Regions from separate parts of the Mus musculus genome. Here region 2 is linked to region 1. Evidence: chromatin loops called from intact Hi-C (ENCODE). Cell type or tissue: left cerebral cortex. All regions are shown on one strand.

What was found. A loop is a pair of places that touch in the nucleus more often than their neighbours do. Peaks named below come from ENCODE experiments on the same cell type or tissue, not always from the same donor. Only the 100,000 strongest peaks of a DNase experiment are listed, where the experiment ranks them.
Region 2: a loop joins it to region 1, with 2.9 times the contacts of the local background. A loop is called at or near these places in 6 of 42 quality-filtered maps.

What each region holds. Positions count from the first base shown.
Region 1 is chr7:122,286,360-122,294,359 of GRCm38, reverse strand. It overlaps Prkcb (protein kinase C, beta), which reads right to left and starts at 5,235. Exons shown (of 17, transcript NM_008855.2): 1 at 4,843-5,235; 2 at 3,816-3,847. The coding sequence starts at 5,015. Gm51497 (a long non-coding RNA gene) reads left to right here. Exons shown (of 3, transcript XR_003946872.1): 2 at 1,114-1,236; 3 at 1,628-3,724. In left cerebral cortex, CTCF peaks have their summits at 2,076 and 4,068 (motif pointing right); DNase peaks (open chromatin) are centred at 4,885, 4,988, 5,322, 5,630 and 6 more places; H3K4me3 peaks cover 4,006 bases; H3K27ac peaks cover 3,531 bases.
Region 2 is chr7:122,441,321-122,449,320 of GRCm38, reverse strand. All of the region lies in intron 3 of Prkcb (protein kinase C, beta), which reads right to left. It also overlaps the pseudogene Gm14388. Among named protein-coding and RNA genes, the nearest start is that of Gm51497, 150 kb to the right of the region's middle. In left cerebral cortex, a CTCF peak has its summit at 4,050; a DNase peak (open chromatin) is centred at 4,064.

The DNA.
Region 1 (8,000 bases):
TAGAAACACACCCATCTGAGCACATGAAACAGGCACAGTCATTTCCCGAGTTCCAGTCAGCTCTGCCCTGCTTCGGCACACTTTCCCACCATTAATCAAGTCCTGACGATCATCTTACTTTGAGTTGTTTACTCTCACGGTGGATATTTCTCCTTAGCTACTTACTTTACCCCAGAGCTCTACAAAGGAGACACTGTGTCCTCTTTCACCAAGATGGCGAGCAAGGTTACAGTGTGGGGATGGACTCCCCAAGGTCACACCGTGAGCAGATAGAAGATGAGGGATCAGAGTCCACGTCTGTCTGGTTCCAACCACGTGCTTTAAACACCTAGATCTGAACATCTTAATGCTTCTCTATTTCTACTGAAATGACTTCCTTTAACAAAAAAAGAGAAAAGTTTCCTCTCTGCCAAACTGCAAAGTCTTTCTTTGGATAAAAGTTGAAATCCTCCCAGTGATTAGTGAGTTGATTAGAATTTAAGCACAGCGTGCAGGTTCTAGGGTTGTTAAAAGAGTGCCTTGGAGAAAGAAAGGTTTGTCCTGTGGCATAATGGGTCCCATTTCTAATCCAAAATTGTGTGCAATTTCACAAGAGGGATCCTCTGTCAGCTGAGGCATTATCAAAGAGAGAAGGAGGAGGGTGGGTAAATCAGTGGCAGTTAACCGAGAGTTTTGTCCTTTAGCTGTACAAAAGCCAGAAGTCTGTTCTTAAGAAAGCTTCCCAAGTCTATAAAAATCTGTGGTTCCCTGTGGTTCCTGGATGCTCTGTCCTGCACCCCGATTTCCATGACAGCTACTGGAGCATTGGGGCAGTGACAAGGGCATCTTAATCTTGGGATCCTCCCACACCATCCTGAGGGGTTAGCCAATCTCTGCTTCCTCCACCTTTGAGATGGAAACATCCTTCCCTCCCTCCGCTGTTGGCTGGGAACGTGCTACCTGAGCTGAACACTACTGTCCTCTAGGTTTGCTCGGAACGAGACGTGGACATTCATTGGGTTCTACTCTAGCCAATATATACCGAGTATATAGCCAATTCTCTCTAGGCAACATCCCTAAGAGCCACTGAAAATGATGTGTCTTTTGACTTCTTTTGTCCCTTTCCTGTCCCAGCTGGCTAAAAGGAGGCCTGGTGCCTGGAGAATCCAGTATCTTCTTGAGCTGTGAGATAACTATTGCTCCCTGGGACAGCATCATAGAAAACTGAAGGACCAGATCTCTGAACTGTTGACTTAGGTAAAAGAATAAACTCTGTTTGTTTTCTATTATAATGTTGGTCCTACTTTAAGTAAATTCACTTTAAGGTAAGATATCAGGCACCAGGTACTGAAAATAATCCTATAAAAGGAGCTCGTCTGTGGTTCCAGAATTAGTTCCAAGCAACACTGGGTACCAGTGATAAACTCCCTCCCTGCCTTCTAGGCTGTGTCCCACTCTAAGCAGCTCAGCTCAGGGCCCATGAATCTACCCCACCCCCTCCTTCCTCCTACCCACTCCAAGTCAGATGGAGTAGCCCATCAACGCAGTAACAGAGGGCCAGATGTTCAGAGAGCTAAGGGGTGAAAAAATGAAAAGAGAAATGATTTTGAAAATACCTTTCACCCCTCCCCTTTCCTTTTGTTCCCAGGAACCCAGGGAGTCGAGCACACGAGGCAAACGCACTGCCAGCTTCTGAAAAAGTCTTATTCCTAAAGTTAATCATACTTCTTGAAAACTTTCATTCTGATTTTTTTCTCATTGTGCCAAAAAAAAAAAAAAATCCTAGGCTTTGAATAAAAGGATCTCCTGCTCCATATGTGCAGTCCCCCGCACATTCCAAAGCTGACTTTCCCAGCCATCAATAACAGAGAGCAGGTGGCACAGGAGAGCCACAGAAGCAGGGTTTAAAAAATCACCCCTGACCTCGACAAGAGACAAAAACAGAAACCAATTCATGCGAGTGAAAGGCAACCTCACAGATTCCACATTCCCCACACCGAGCCACTCTCGGTGCTGTGTTTAAGAGAGACAAGTTCTAGAAAACCATCCAGACGGTGCCACTGGCCTGACTCGTTGCCACCGGCAGGGACTTGGCAGTCCTTCCATGTACTGTATAAAACTGAGGCTCTGGATCTCAGCAGAGGAGGCTGGAAACTTCCTGTCCCACTCCAGAACTCAGTAAAAGCCTTCAGCTTAGGGCAGCCAGGCCCATGCATGTCCCAAAGCCACCTCTGAGCACTGGGGTCTTTTGATTTTGCATGCAGCGCAATGGTGCAAAGCAAAGTTATCCATGGGCACTACTGTCTCACTTCAGGCTATTCCACACCCACACGCTTTCCTCTCCAGATTTAAGGCCAGTTCACAGGGTGGAGGATGGCAATTCGACCCTGAGAATACCTGTATTCCCAACACCTGGGAGACTAACAAAGAAAGACAGAAAAGCTTCCAGGACAAGGTCAGTCTGGGCACAAAGTGAATCTGAGTGAGAACGGGGAAGGGGGGGATAGGAAGGGGAGGGAAAAGGTAGGAGGGGGAGGAGGTGTTGGGAGGAGAAGATGCAGAACCACTTCTGACCAAACCCAACCACACCTGGCTTAAAGGGAGAGAGAGGGGCAAAACAACCCTGTAAATTCAAGAGGCAAAGGGGGTCAGAATTGTAGAAGGCCAGTGTTGAACAGAGACATAGCCTCGAATGTCTGCTCATTGGTAAAGGGATGACCTCAGTTCCAAATGATCGATTCAGCATGAAAGTAGAGTCAGTATTCAACAAGTTGAATGCTGTGTGTGTGTGTGTGTGTGTGTGAGAGAGAGAGAGAGAGAGAGAGAGAGAGAGAGAGAGACAGAGAGAGAGACAGAGAGAGAGACAGAGAGAGAAAGACAGAGAGACAGACAGACAGAGACAGACAGACAGACAGACAGACAGACAGACAGACAGACAGACAGAGACAGAGACAGAGACAGAGACAGAGACAGAGGGGAGAGAGAAATTCACAAACTATTTATGGCATTCTAAGGGTTAAACAAGGCCACATCTTTAGAGATTCAATTTAAAACCTATCTTTCCCCCTCTCCCATTTTGCATCAGAGCCTCTCTGGAACAAAGCAGGCACTCTCCTGAGCTACATTCCTCAGTCCACAGTCCATCTTGTAGGCACAAACCCTAGAGATAAGAGAGGCCACCAAGTCTCTGATATTTGATTAGGTACCCCTGGTTAAAATCATGGCTCTTGAGCTAGAATCAAGAACCCAGGTAAGGAGTCTCTTGGAGTCCTTCTTGTGCCTCCTCAGATGTTAAAAAGGGCAACCTCAGGCAGGATCCCAGAGGCACCCCATCTGGAACCACCGCTTTCAAAGAGAGAGGAGGCCCAGGGGAAACCACAGTTGCTTTTCTAGGGGGATGCGCCATCTGCAGATGGCAGCCACCTGCAAAGCAGGGGAAAGAGGCAGACCCTCCTACTGGGAGGTAAGGGAGAGCAATGAGCAAGAAAGGGCTGGAATTAGGAAGAAAGAGGTTCCCTCCACACACAAGAGTCCTTGAAGACATTTCATTTCTTAAGCAGGGCTGGCAGTCCTGAGAGAATGCTCAGATAGCAGCGGGATGGATGCACTTTTTGACTTTTAGGGCCTTCCAGGAGCTCCACTGGCCTTTCCTGGATGGTGCATCTCTGGCCCAAATACACACCCCTTAAAAGGACCCTTTGGTGGTGAAGGATTCCTAGCCTGGGAGGTCACTCTGACAGGCAGGATTACTTCACTCTGCCTAACTCGGCCACGTCTTTGAAGTCTGTATTACTCTCTCTTCCCACCATCGGCATCCACAGCGCCACAAAGCCTACCTTGACACTGGAATCCCTGCTTCCCGAAGCCCCTGTAAAAGCACAAGAGGGAGTATCAGTCTGAGGGGTCCAGTTACCAGCTAGTTTCACACAGTCGCCCTCTCCCTTCCCACTGTCCCTCTACCCCAGGGGCAACCTCCTAGCTACAGCCTGGTCTCCAAGGTGTCTTCCACCTTGGATGGGATTGGGAGGTACACTACCGGAGCTTGGCAGTAACCCCCACCTCACATCTCCCCTGCAGTACAGAGGCGACCACGACCACCAGGTGGCAGGATGCGAGGGTGCATTTCCGCCCGGGTGGGGGCGGAAGGCGGGCTGGATATTTGCCCAAGGAGATGCCGGGAGTACCCTCAAGGAAAGAGAAAAGGACCTGTCTAGGGGGAGGATGATAGGGACTTCACCACGGTGGTAACACCTGAGGGGCTAGGGGGCGGGGGGAAGGTCCCCCCATGCTTGGAGGGGCAGAGGGAAGAAAGGGGCCCTGCAGCGACTTGAGGGTGAGAACCAAGGAATGAAAGGGGTGCTCAAGACTCTGGAGGCGAAGTAAGAGATAACCCAGGGCACTGCTCTAGGGACGCAGAGGGAAGGATGCTCCACGCCCCGGGGAAGTAGAGGACACCCCAGAGAGCTGCCCCGGAAAGGAGGGGTGAGGGTGAGAGCTCCTCGAGCCCGGAAGGAGGCAGAAAGATCGGGAACCTCAGGCGAGAAAGACACCCGCGGAGCTGCCCTGCCGAGGAGGGACAGCCACACTGAGCCCTGAGCCAGGTGTCGAAAAGGCGCCTGCAGCGCTGTCCCTAGGCGCTCGGGCGACAGAGTGCAAGAGGGCAGAAGGCGCCTGGCGGCCAGCCGTCTGGGAGCAGAGAACCCAGCACCTGAGGGACTGGCCATCCGGGAGCGCAGGGCATAAGGGTCCAGCGGGATGGGGGTGATCACACGGCTCCTCCCCCCGGGGGCAACAACAGGGGTCCCCATGCGTGTCGCTGCCCTCTAGGGCCCCAGGCAGGTGGCCCGCGCGGCGCACTCTCACCAGATGAAGTCGGTGCAGTGGCTGCAGAAGGTGGGCTGCTTGAAGAAGCGGGCGGTGAATTTGTGGTTCTTCACCTCGTGCACGTTCTTCTGCCGGAGGGCGCCTTTGCGGGCGAAGCGCACTGTGCTCTCCTCGCCCTCGCTCGGCGGCGGCCCCGCAGCCGGGTCAGCCATCTTGCGCGCGCGGGGACTGGGGGGAGCCCCGAGAGGTGGCGGCCCCGGGGCGGCGGGACCGCGGGGCTGCAAGCCCGGAAAGGCGCGGGACTAGGCGGCCGCTGCTGCCGCCCGGGGACCGCAGGGCCGCGCTGCCCCTTCGCGCCGGCTCTGGCGGCGGCCGCGCGCGCGTAGCTGGGCTGTCACTCGCCCAGCTGCTGCCGCTGGTCCAGCTGTGCTTGGCACCGCTGGCCCCAGCTGCGGGGGAGGGAGGCGGAGCCCCAGTGTAACCCCGCCTCCCTCATTTGCATGAAACCCAGGCCCCGCCCAGAGCCGCCAGCTGCTTTACATATCGGCACCACCAGTACCACCAGCAGAGACACACACAGACACACACACACACATACACGTACACCGCAACCCGCAGGCCTCCCAGCCAAGTGTTCTTAGCCGCAGCGCTGCGGCGCGAGGACCGCAGTCTGCGCTGGACAGATCTGAGCCGCGCCCCTGGCACCCTGTCCTAGGCCCTGGGGTGCGTTAAGATGAGCACCTCGGTTGATCCAGCAATGACCAAACGCCTAAGGACCCAAGGGGCTCAAGGAGATGAGGGTTGAACAGGCTGGAAGCAGCCAGTTTCACCTTGGCCTCTGCAGAGACTGGTACCCAGCACCCTCCATCCATCATCCCATTGGTCATTCGGCATGCGTCTCCTGGAGGGATGGGCTTTCATTGTCACTCATCCGGAAAGGCCTGTGGCCACACACACACACACACACACACACCAAGGTCTGCAGAGGTAGGGGAGGACTATACATATATGCATATGTATATATGTATATATCCACCACAAAGACTTGTCTCCACTTGCTCGAACACTTAGAACTCTCTCCACAAAAAGACAGTTTCCCCAACCCCAAAATGGCTGGGCTAATGATGACAGGAGACAAATTTAATAAATGAGCGTTTCCCTACATTTCATTCACTTTTGTCCCTTCTGGTCATACTTGTGCAGTCTGTTAAAACAAAAGTCTATGTGATTGGAAATACCTAGGTTTGTGTGGGTTAAGATCTCCCCAGGTGCTGTCCTCACACCTGGGGCCTTCTTGTATTTGTTAGGAGAGATTTCAAATGTTCAGGGAACATTAATATCCAACGCCATACTCCCCTTGATGCCACTTGAAGGATGGGAAGATAACCAATGATACGACATTGCATGTTATATAAGGCACTGCATCTAAATCTCCCTCTGGTGTGATGCTCTACAGCCTGGGGATGAAAAATGGCATCTGACCGAACTCTTCCACACGTCCCCGGCATTGTTAATGACACCTTCATGTCTCCTGGTGTTGAGTTTAGCATCTGACAGCTCCTACAAGCCCAGTGAGCACTGCTTGAGTAAGTAACAGAATGGAAGAAGGTTACCTGTACCATGCATGACCTGTAAATGTGCAAAAATTAAAACTAAACATACAGGGTGTCAGGGAGGCTTGTGCACTGTCTCATTCGGTCACAACCATAACCTGTATAGACCAGGTAAGTTCTGTGAATAAGCAAAATTAGATGGAAGTGAGTAAGGGGTACACAGTCTCGGGGTTGTACAATGGAGGCTGTCCAGACTACAAAGTGCACTGGTGACAAAGGGTTGGGCCTCTGTAGTGGCAGAGCCTGGATACCACTCTGACAATTCCTACTGGGAGCTCCTGAGCAGAGAGTCACAGTGAGGTGTCTAGCAACTGCATGGTGAGCTATATACCTATAATAATACAGTGTCCTTCCCCTACATAGTAATGCAAAGGTAACAAGGGGGAAAAAGGCATTCACTTTTAAGGTTGGCATGTTTGGGAAACTGGATGTCCCTGGCTATTCTTAGTCTTTTGAGAGGCTCCAGCACCTCCCAGGGAGACTTGGGAAAACATCCCAGGAGACATTGCTGCTGAAGGAGATTTCCTTTGAAAGATGAACTGGAGGCTCACAGCCCACATCCTGTCTTTTGAACCAAGTGCTCTGAGTGACTTTGGTCTGTAACAACAAACTACCTCATGGTGTCTAGGCCTGGAGCCGCATTGCTGCTGTCCTAAAAGCCATTCCATTCCTGGAAGAGCTGTGTGAAGAGAGGCTGGAGACTCAGGTTCCCAGAGGACCCAGATATCTACAGGTTAAAGTTCAAACTGTGGCCTTTGAATACTGGTTTTTGTTTTGTTTTGTTTTGTTTTGTTTTGTTTTGTTTTGTTTTGTTTTGCCAGCCCAGTGATCTTCCTTTCTTTTTATTGTTCACACTATAGTATTTTACCTAAATATCCAAATTATAAGTTCTCTGGTGGTGGGAGACAATGGAGCTTGCATCTCTGAGTTCATCTATTCATTTGTTCACTCGTTCAACAAAAATTACATGTGCCATTCCAGACACTAAAATAAGCCAGATAAAAGGTTCTGCCTTCATGGAACGTATGAACCAATTAATGAGACTGAGGAATGATAATCTATCAATTAACAAATCTCTACCAAGTGGTGTGAAATCTGTCCTGTAAATAAAAATGAATCATATAATCATAAATTATAAATTATGGTGAAAAAAATAACAGTATCCAAGGAAGCCCTTTATAACTAGGCTTATCTAAGAGAAAGCTTGAATGAAGTGATGGTGAGCAACCATGGCCCTGTCTGAGGCTAGAATTTTCTAAATAGATAAAAGAATAATGACAAAGGATTTAGCTCATCGTGCTGGACAAAAGCAAGGTGGTCTCTGTGTCTGAGATAGAAAAGAGGCAGCAGTGCTGGGCGGTGGTGGCACACGCCTTTAATCCCAGAACTTGGGAGGCAGAGGCAGGCAGATTACTGAGTTTGAGGCCAGCCTGGTCTACAGAGTGAGTTCCAGGACAGCCAGGGCTGTACAGGGAAACCCTGTCTCAAAAAAAGAAAGAGAGAGAGGGAGAGGGAGAGGGAGAGGGAGAGGGAGAGGGAGAGGGAGAGGGAGAGGGAGAGGGAGAGGGAGAGGGAGAGGGAGAG
Region 2 (8,000 bases), 150 kb before region 1:
CCCCATTCTCCGAAGTCCCTGTGACTCCCCACTGTGGTCCACTGTGCCTGTTTCTCTCTTCTCCTCTTGTAATTGTCCCTGCAGACTCCAGTTCTGTGATATCTGCAAGGTAACACCCTTCTTCACCCCACAGTCCTTTGGGTGTGAACACAGTTCCTCTTCCTTCCCAAAATTCCTCCCAGACACAATGTCAATGCTTGAAACTGCTGCACGCCCTTGCTGTCCAGCATCCCTAGAGTTTCCTCTTCCACCCCAAAGAATTGTGTTCTCACAACGCTGTTGCCATATTTCTCTCCCTCATGTTCATGTGGTAGGAGTTCTGTCACCAGAATAAACAGCAGGCAACCCACACTGCCAAGTGTCCTGGCACCTCTGATCCTGACACTCATGAACTCAGAGCTCACACGTTACCTGTGTAGGCACAGGACTGGGCTACTCTCACAAAGGGAGATGCCTCACCCCTCCCTGGGGATTTATATATAGTGAATGATTCATGGGAAGAAGAGGCCATTTCCTCAGTGTTACAGCCACTGGTATGGTGCCCATGCTTCTTAAGTAGCCCTCCCTGTAAACAGCCCTAAACAAGTCACTGGGTCATTTTAAAAACTGATTTATTTATTTTTATGTTATGTTAATTGGTGTTTTGCCTGGATGGATGGATGTCTGTGTGAGAGTATCCGATTCCTTGGCACTATAGTTACAGGCAGGTGTGAGCTGCCATGTGGTGCTGGGAATTGAACCTAGGTCCTCTGGAAGGGCAGCCATTGTTCCTAACCACTGAGGCATCTCTCCAACCTTATTGGGTCATATTTAGAGAAGACATGAAGTTCTTGGAAGCAAAGGACAGGAATGTCTTACGCTGGGCACCTTTTCATTGGACTCCTGACCCAGGCAGCCAAAAAAGAAAAGGCATAGCTAAGAGACAATAAAAAATAAAATAAAACTTTGAATCTCTAAGTCCAACATAACAACAACAACAACAACAACAAACAAACAAACAAAACAAAACCTTTCTGGCTCTGAAAGAGTATCCTTGTGACTTTGAACATAGAAGCTGTGTTCTGATGGATTCAGGCAAAGCTGCAGCTATGAAAAAACCAAAGCAAAGCAGAGCCAAAGACAGCATAAAGGTACACTCCAACAAGACACACCCCAGCAGGACATACCCCAACAGAGCATACCCCAGCAGGACACAACCAGCAGGACATACTCCAGAAAGACATATCCCAGAAGGACACACCTTGGCAGGACACACCCAACCGGGACACACCACTGCAGGGCACATTCCATCCGGGCACAGCTTCAGCCTGTGTTGTTCCCGGATATTACCGCCAATGAAACCTCCCAAAGCTGTACTTCCCAAATAAGAAGTGCTCAAGGCAGTGTCAGGTGGGTGGGGCTAAACTGAGCTGAAGACTCCCATTAGAAACAACCCTAAGATTGAAGGATGTGAGCAAATGTGGGCTCTGAAGGAACTGTGTGACCACAGGCAGTGAGCTGAGCCCCTGGATCCCTGTCCACAACAACAGACCTCTTCAATGTAGATGGACTTCAGGGACGAAGATCTCAGCACAGCGCTGACCACACAGAAATGCTAACTCTCTTTTTATCCTAGAGAGGAGAAACTACTGGTCAACCTCCCCAAAGCACAGCCATGTTTGATAGCATTCCTTTAGCACTTTCCTTAATGCAGTTTTCTTTCAATAAAAGCATTTGTGGTGGTTTGAATGAAGATGCACCCCCACAGGCTCACCTATTTGCTTGCTTAGTCCCCAGTTGATAGACTGTTTGGAAAGATTAGGAGGTGTGGCCTGGAGGAGGTTTGTCGCTGTGGAGGTGGGCTTTGAGAGCTTCCTCCTAGCTGCCCAAGGATGCCAGTCTTCTGTTAGCCTTCATAACAAGATGTAGAAGTCTCACCTCCTTCTTCAGCACCATGCCTGCCTGGGTACTGTCATGCTTCCTGCCTTGATGATAACGGTCTGAACCTCTGAACCTATAAGCCAGCCCCAATTAAATGTCCTTTATAAGAGATGCCTTGGTCATGGTGTCTGTTCACAGCAGTAAAACCTTAACCAAGGCAGTGCCTCTTCACAGTGCTGAAGAATAACTAAGACAGCATTTTAAAGTGAAATTCCTTAAATATGGGAATCAATGTGCAAATGGAGATTTTTTTTCTAATACACATTCAGATGAAATTCTTAAAATCAAATTTTAAAATGCCTGTCCCAATAGTTTTTAGGAGCTCTAGAGAGACAGGTATATATGTTCCTGGTGGAGAGGTCTATTGATACAATGCTCTGGGAACACTTTGGCACTGGTTACTGTACTAAGTGAGAGGCTTTGGGAGAGACATGCTTGAAGTACTGAGGAGGAAAGAAGACAGCTGCCTAGCCAACCTCATGAACCAAATCAAACCTGGAGATAACAGGGTGAGAGTGACAAATCCAGAGCGCCCTCATCTTCCCATTCTGGTTTTCACAGCAAATGGTTTTAGCCTGGACTTCCATTTCTTTCTCTCTGTGTCTGTCTGTCTATCTGTCTCTCTTTCTCTCTTTCCTTCCTCTCTTCCTCCTCCTCCTTCTCTTCTTTTCTTGAGGTAGAGTCTCTTACTGGAACCCAAGCTGGCCTGGAGCCCATTATGTAGCATAGGCTGGTCTTAAACTCACAGGGATCCTCCTGCTTCAGCTTCCTGTGGTGTGATTAAGCACAAATTTTTATTTTTTTTAATCCAATCAGTACTAGTGGGAGCCGCCTAAGTGAATCCTAGCGAGTGCAGCCACCAGGTCATGGATGTTGCCTAGTCGTCGGTAGGACTGCACTGGCATGGAAAGCCTGCAAGCGTGTCTCTCCATAATTGTAAGTCAGTTACTGACGTTAAATGATCAAAGACCATTCAGCTGAGACGTGAATTGTGCACAGATATGAGGTGTCATGAGTGTGGGGTACACATATATATTCTGTAATATGTGAATCAAAGAAACCTGTGCTATGTAGTACTGGTACATGAGAGAGAATCCCGGGACCTAGCACAAGCTATAGGATGCTACACTCCCAGCAAAGACTCTGAAAAGCTGAAGAAGAAAACAAACCGCCTAAGATGCTGAAGAATAAGTGCACACTACTTTTCTTTGTAAGCATTTGAGACAGGTAAGAAAATGTATTCTTAGCTGGGCATACACACTTGTAATCCCAGCACTTGTGGGGCTGAAATAGGAGCATCAAAAGTTTGAGGTCAAAAATGGGTGTTTTCGTTGGCCTTCCTCTGCTGTCATAAAAAACCTGACCCAAAGCAACTTGGGCAGGGGAGGGTTTATTGAGCTTATAGCTTACATTTCCCCACTAAGGGAAATCAGGGCAGGAAGTCAAGACGGGAATCCAGAGACAAGAAACGGAGCCATGGAAGAGTGCAGCTTACTGGCTTGCTCTCCACCAGCTGCCCAGCCTGCTGCTTTATAGACCCAGGCTGGCTCTGCCCACAGTGGGAGGGGCCTTCCCACATCAATCAGGAATCAAGAAAATGCTCCACAGATTCTCCAACAGACAAATCTGATAGGGGCATTTTCTCAGCTGAAGTTTCTTCTCCCAGAATGATCCTAGCTTATGTCAAGTTGACATATAAGCAACCTGTACACTGGGTTATATAGGGAATAGGTGGACAGACTGGACATAAGAACCTGGCTCTGCCTCTGAGATACAGAAGAAGAAAGAAGAGTGTCATTCCTAATTATTCCCACCGATGTAAAACTCCAGAACCACACACACAAGGAAATCTAATAAAAGTGTTTACTCCTGAGGCAGGAAAGAATGAAGAGGATTTCTCAATATCCACCTTTCTACGGTTTTTAAATAAACTAGCATATTCCAAGGCCCATCTGAGTACTTCACTCTGAAATACAGCAACACCTCCATGCCTCCGACTTCAAACAAAAGGCTATTAGTTCCCAGAAGACAAAAGAGGCTGGAAACCTTATAGAGATTAGGGTGGACTGAGATTGCTGTACAGCTGATATGTACGAAGTCAGAAGCTGCAGTTCCACCCACACGCCACAGGGGAGAGGGGGCGCTGTTTGTTCTTGCAGAGAGGATGAATACAACTGAAAGCGTGTATGAAAGACCGTAGGTGTGATGACTGGTGCTTTGCTTAAATGGCTTCTAATCCCTGCCTTTTACCTGGTGAGTCATTGTTCAGTTTCAAGGATGAACTTCTACTGTGTAAACCTGGTAGAACTCCACAGATGACTTCCTGGGCCCCTATACACACATGGTCAAAGTCAGTGAGTGTCAGGGACGAAGGGATAGCCACTTTCAAACGTCACTCCTGCCACTGGCAGTTAGCTCTGTGACTCTGGGAAAATTATTTAACCCTTTTAGGTTGTCACTTTCTTACCTGGAAATGGTTTACAAAGTAATGATTCCTAGGTAAACAAGGGACTTTGCAGAGCCATTTCATGGGAACTGCCTAACAGTAACTGGAGGAAATATGTATTTAATTAGTATACATTGCTACTGTTAATTTGCTTTTATTATTCTTCACCCCTTCCCATTTTATGGTACAAGGATGAACTCCAGAGCCTTTCATGTGCTAGGCAAGCACTTTCTCCACTGAACTATATCCCCAGCCTCTATTTGCCCATTTTTAAATTCAAGTTCATTACTTGCTAATTACTTGTAATGAATTTCCCCGTGTATTAATTAAGGATATTAAGTATTCATTCACAATATAGCATTTTCCCAGTTCTTCATTTGCCTTTTAATCCTGCTGATGAACTTTAAGTCAGTGTGCAGAGGCTGTGGGGAGAAGCACGTATCTGTGTTTAGGTGTGTATATATGTTTGCACGTGTATGTCTTTCTATCTGTTCATGCTATGTATGTGTGTGGTGTACGTATGTGCATGTATATGTACATGTGTGGTATGCATGTGTATTTGTATGTGTGTATGTGTGTATTCATAGGTGTCCATGTGTAATAAGGCATACTTTCCCTTTCTCTTTCGGGGTACTATCCCCCTGTCATAATTAGAAAGTCCTCCCCAGTATTTCCTTCTGGTCCACATTCATCTTTTATTCTTGCATCATTATCTCCCTTGGAATTCACCTTAATACAAGCGCTGATAAGAGACATTCATTCCTTTCTTGGTGTTTAGCCAGTCGTAACAACACACACACACACACACACACACGCACACGCACACGCACACGCACACATCTTTCCCCCTGCTGGTTTGAAATGTCTCTTTTATCACGTGTTAATCTCTTATGGATCTTTTGTTCACTTTTCGATTTCTCTTATGCTCCAGTGAAATCTCTATTCCTACCTCCAAACATAAAATGTTAATGTATGATAGGTTTCTGACACCTTGGCATCTCAAAACACTTAACCACCCACCCCTCTCCAGCGTGCCTGATAGTTTAAAAGTTTTCCAGGCTATATTTCTTCTCCTTAAACTTTTAAAGCTCTGATTAGCTGTAGAGAATTGTGTGATACTCCACACACATATGCGGCAGCCCTCCGGACTGCCTATTTTAGAGTCCCTTCTAGAAAACCTGCAACAGCGGTGCCAGCTCAGTGGTACTGGAGCATCCAATCCCAGGCTCTCCACAGGTGCCGAACAACTTACAAAGGAAGAGGTGAGCCAGTCAGGGCAGAGGTCAAGAAACTAGCAGAGCTGAGTGCTGCTCCTGAGCAAATCAGGAGGGTGGGTGGGTGTGCACAACCTGAGAGATGGTGGGGGGCTGGGAGGAGGACAAATTCAGAAATGATCTAAGCTTTTCTTCATGTCACTTCAGAAAAGCACTCCCTCCCAAAAAAGGGGTTTTTAATCAGGACTAAACTCTTTTATTTATGTGTATTTTCCCTTTTTGATTTATTTTTATTTTGTTGCCTTTAAGCTGGAATTTTTTTTTTTTTTTTGTATCTCAGTTGTATTTGATAACTTCCCAGTTGAATTCATGTTCCTTTCTGACATATATTCATATAAATTTGAGGTCTCTTTTCTGAAAATACACAAAAATTACTCATGCTTGCCTATAACTTTGTAAATTGCCGATGAGAGAACACTTACAAACACATACCAGTATTTAAGCACACTTACTTTTTTTTTTTTTTTTTTTAAAGCAAAGTGGCTCAAACAAGAACAAAGCTCAGGAAAGTAGACAAAAACCAAGTAAGACTGAAGATGGTAACTTTATCCATCTGCTGCTCCCATCCGTTGTTATTTTTGTTCCCCTTTTAGACAGGGTGTCACTGTCCAGCCCAGGACGGCCTGCTGGAGTCCCAGGCCCATCAGCACATCCAGCGTCTCCTCTCTCAAATCCCTCAACACCCTCAGTGTCTCTGAGCTTAAACTGCCAGTGTTAACTGGAAGGCTGCCGTGAATGGAGCTATTGTTACGAGAGCCTAGAGTAGAGAGTACACGGCAAGCAAACGGCACACTGGGTGCGGGTCATGCACACATTCCACTTAGACCAGACGACCCAGGCTTGCCGAGCTCAGAGGCTGATCTGGACCTTCTAGGTCACTCTTACTTTCTGGATTTTTGTTTTTGTTTTTGTTTTTTGTTCCATATTTGCTTGTTCCACTGTTTTGTAATCACCGCAAGGTCAGAGGTTTAGTTAGTCTAAGAATGCTTAGCCACACCTCAAACTGTCTGACTCAAATGCTTTTATCCTTCTGAACATATGCCTAATTCCCACCTACAATTATTTTAAAGATATACAGTAAGTCAGCTGAAAAGAGAGGTGGGGTATGGGGCTAAGGACTGCCACCACCCTTGGGCACAGCACTGATGAGTGAGCTGCTCAATGGTGGGGCTTAGGACCAGCTAGTAAGGCTTCTCCAGGAAGGCCTTGCAGCACCTAAGGCATTGCTGGTACACCACCTCGAAGTCAGAGTCATTGCCATAATAGGGATCTTCAATGATGAGCTGTTTCTGTGGATCATAGCTCCCAAGTAGCTCAATTTTAGCTTTGCAGTTTTTAACTTGATTACTTTTTCTATTGAGATCTCTCAGATTGCTTTCATCCATACATAGTATATAATCGAATGTGGCAAAGTCTTCTTTTGTAATCTGTCTTGCCTTATGGGCTGTGCTAATGCCACGATTTCTTAGGCAGCTGACAGCTCTTGGGTCTGGGGGCCGGCCCACGTTCCAGTCGGAAACGGCGCTGCTGTCAATGGCCCAATTATCTGAAACCTTTTCATCAGTTACCAGTTTCCTGAATACTGCTTCTGCAATGGGTGACCGGCAAATGTTACCAGGACACACGAACAGCACTGACTTGGACCCAACCTCTGCCATGTTTCGGTGCAGACCCTGAAGCTGGAATTTTTGCCATGTTAGTGTAACCAGTGGCTGCTGTAATGCGAGTTGTGTGTGTGTGTGTGTGTGTGTGTGTGTCTGTGTGTGTCTGTGTGTGTCTGTGTGTGGTGGTGGTGGTAATGCTATATAACTGGACAGCATGGCCAGCCTTGGGAGTCGTGTGCTGCTGCTCCTGTAGCTTTTCCTGGGAGATCTCTGTCCTTCTGGGTAAGCTGGTTTTGTCCACTTTGGGATTTCTAGCTGCCATTTCGGTGAGAGCTCTCAGCTCATTAGCTAGGGCATTCACGGAGCCCAGAGTGCAGTGGGGATAAGGGAGAGCCCTTCACAGCCCACAAGGACTAATTCTATGCCTTCTGGAAGGCTAAGCAGGCAGCTCAAGCGCCACCTAACCAATGGGATTCGTCCCCACCTCTAAGGGACATCCCTGACAGTCCAGCTCCCACTGTGCTTCCGAGTTATGGAGGATGAGTTTCCACCTCCTTTCTATCAAGTTAGTACCTGAAATTGGTCCAGGGACTGCCCATCTAGCATTGGGCTTGGCTCCATGTAGCGATGGGCCACCAGGTAGAAAGGCACCATAGCTCAGTAGCATGCCCAGGAAGGCCAGTCTGAGATTTACTCCTGACTCCATGACCTAACAGCTGTGTGACCTGGCGCAAGCTCCCTAACTTGTCTGTGCTC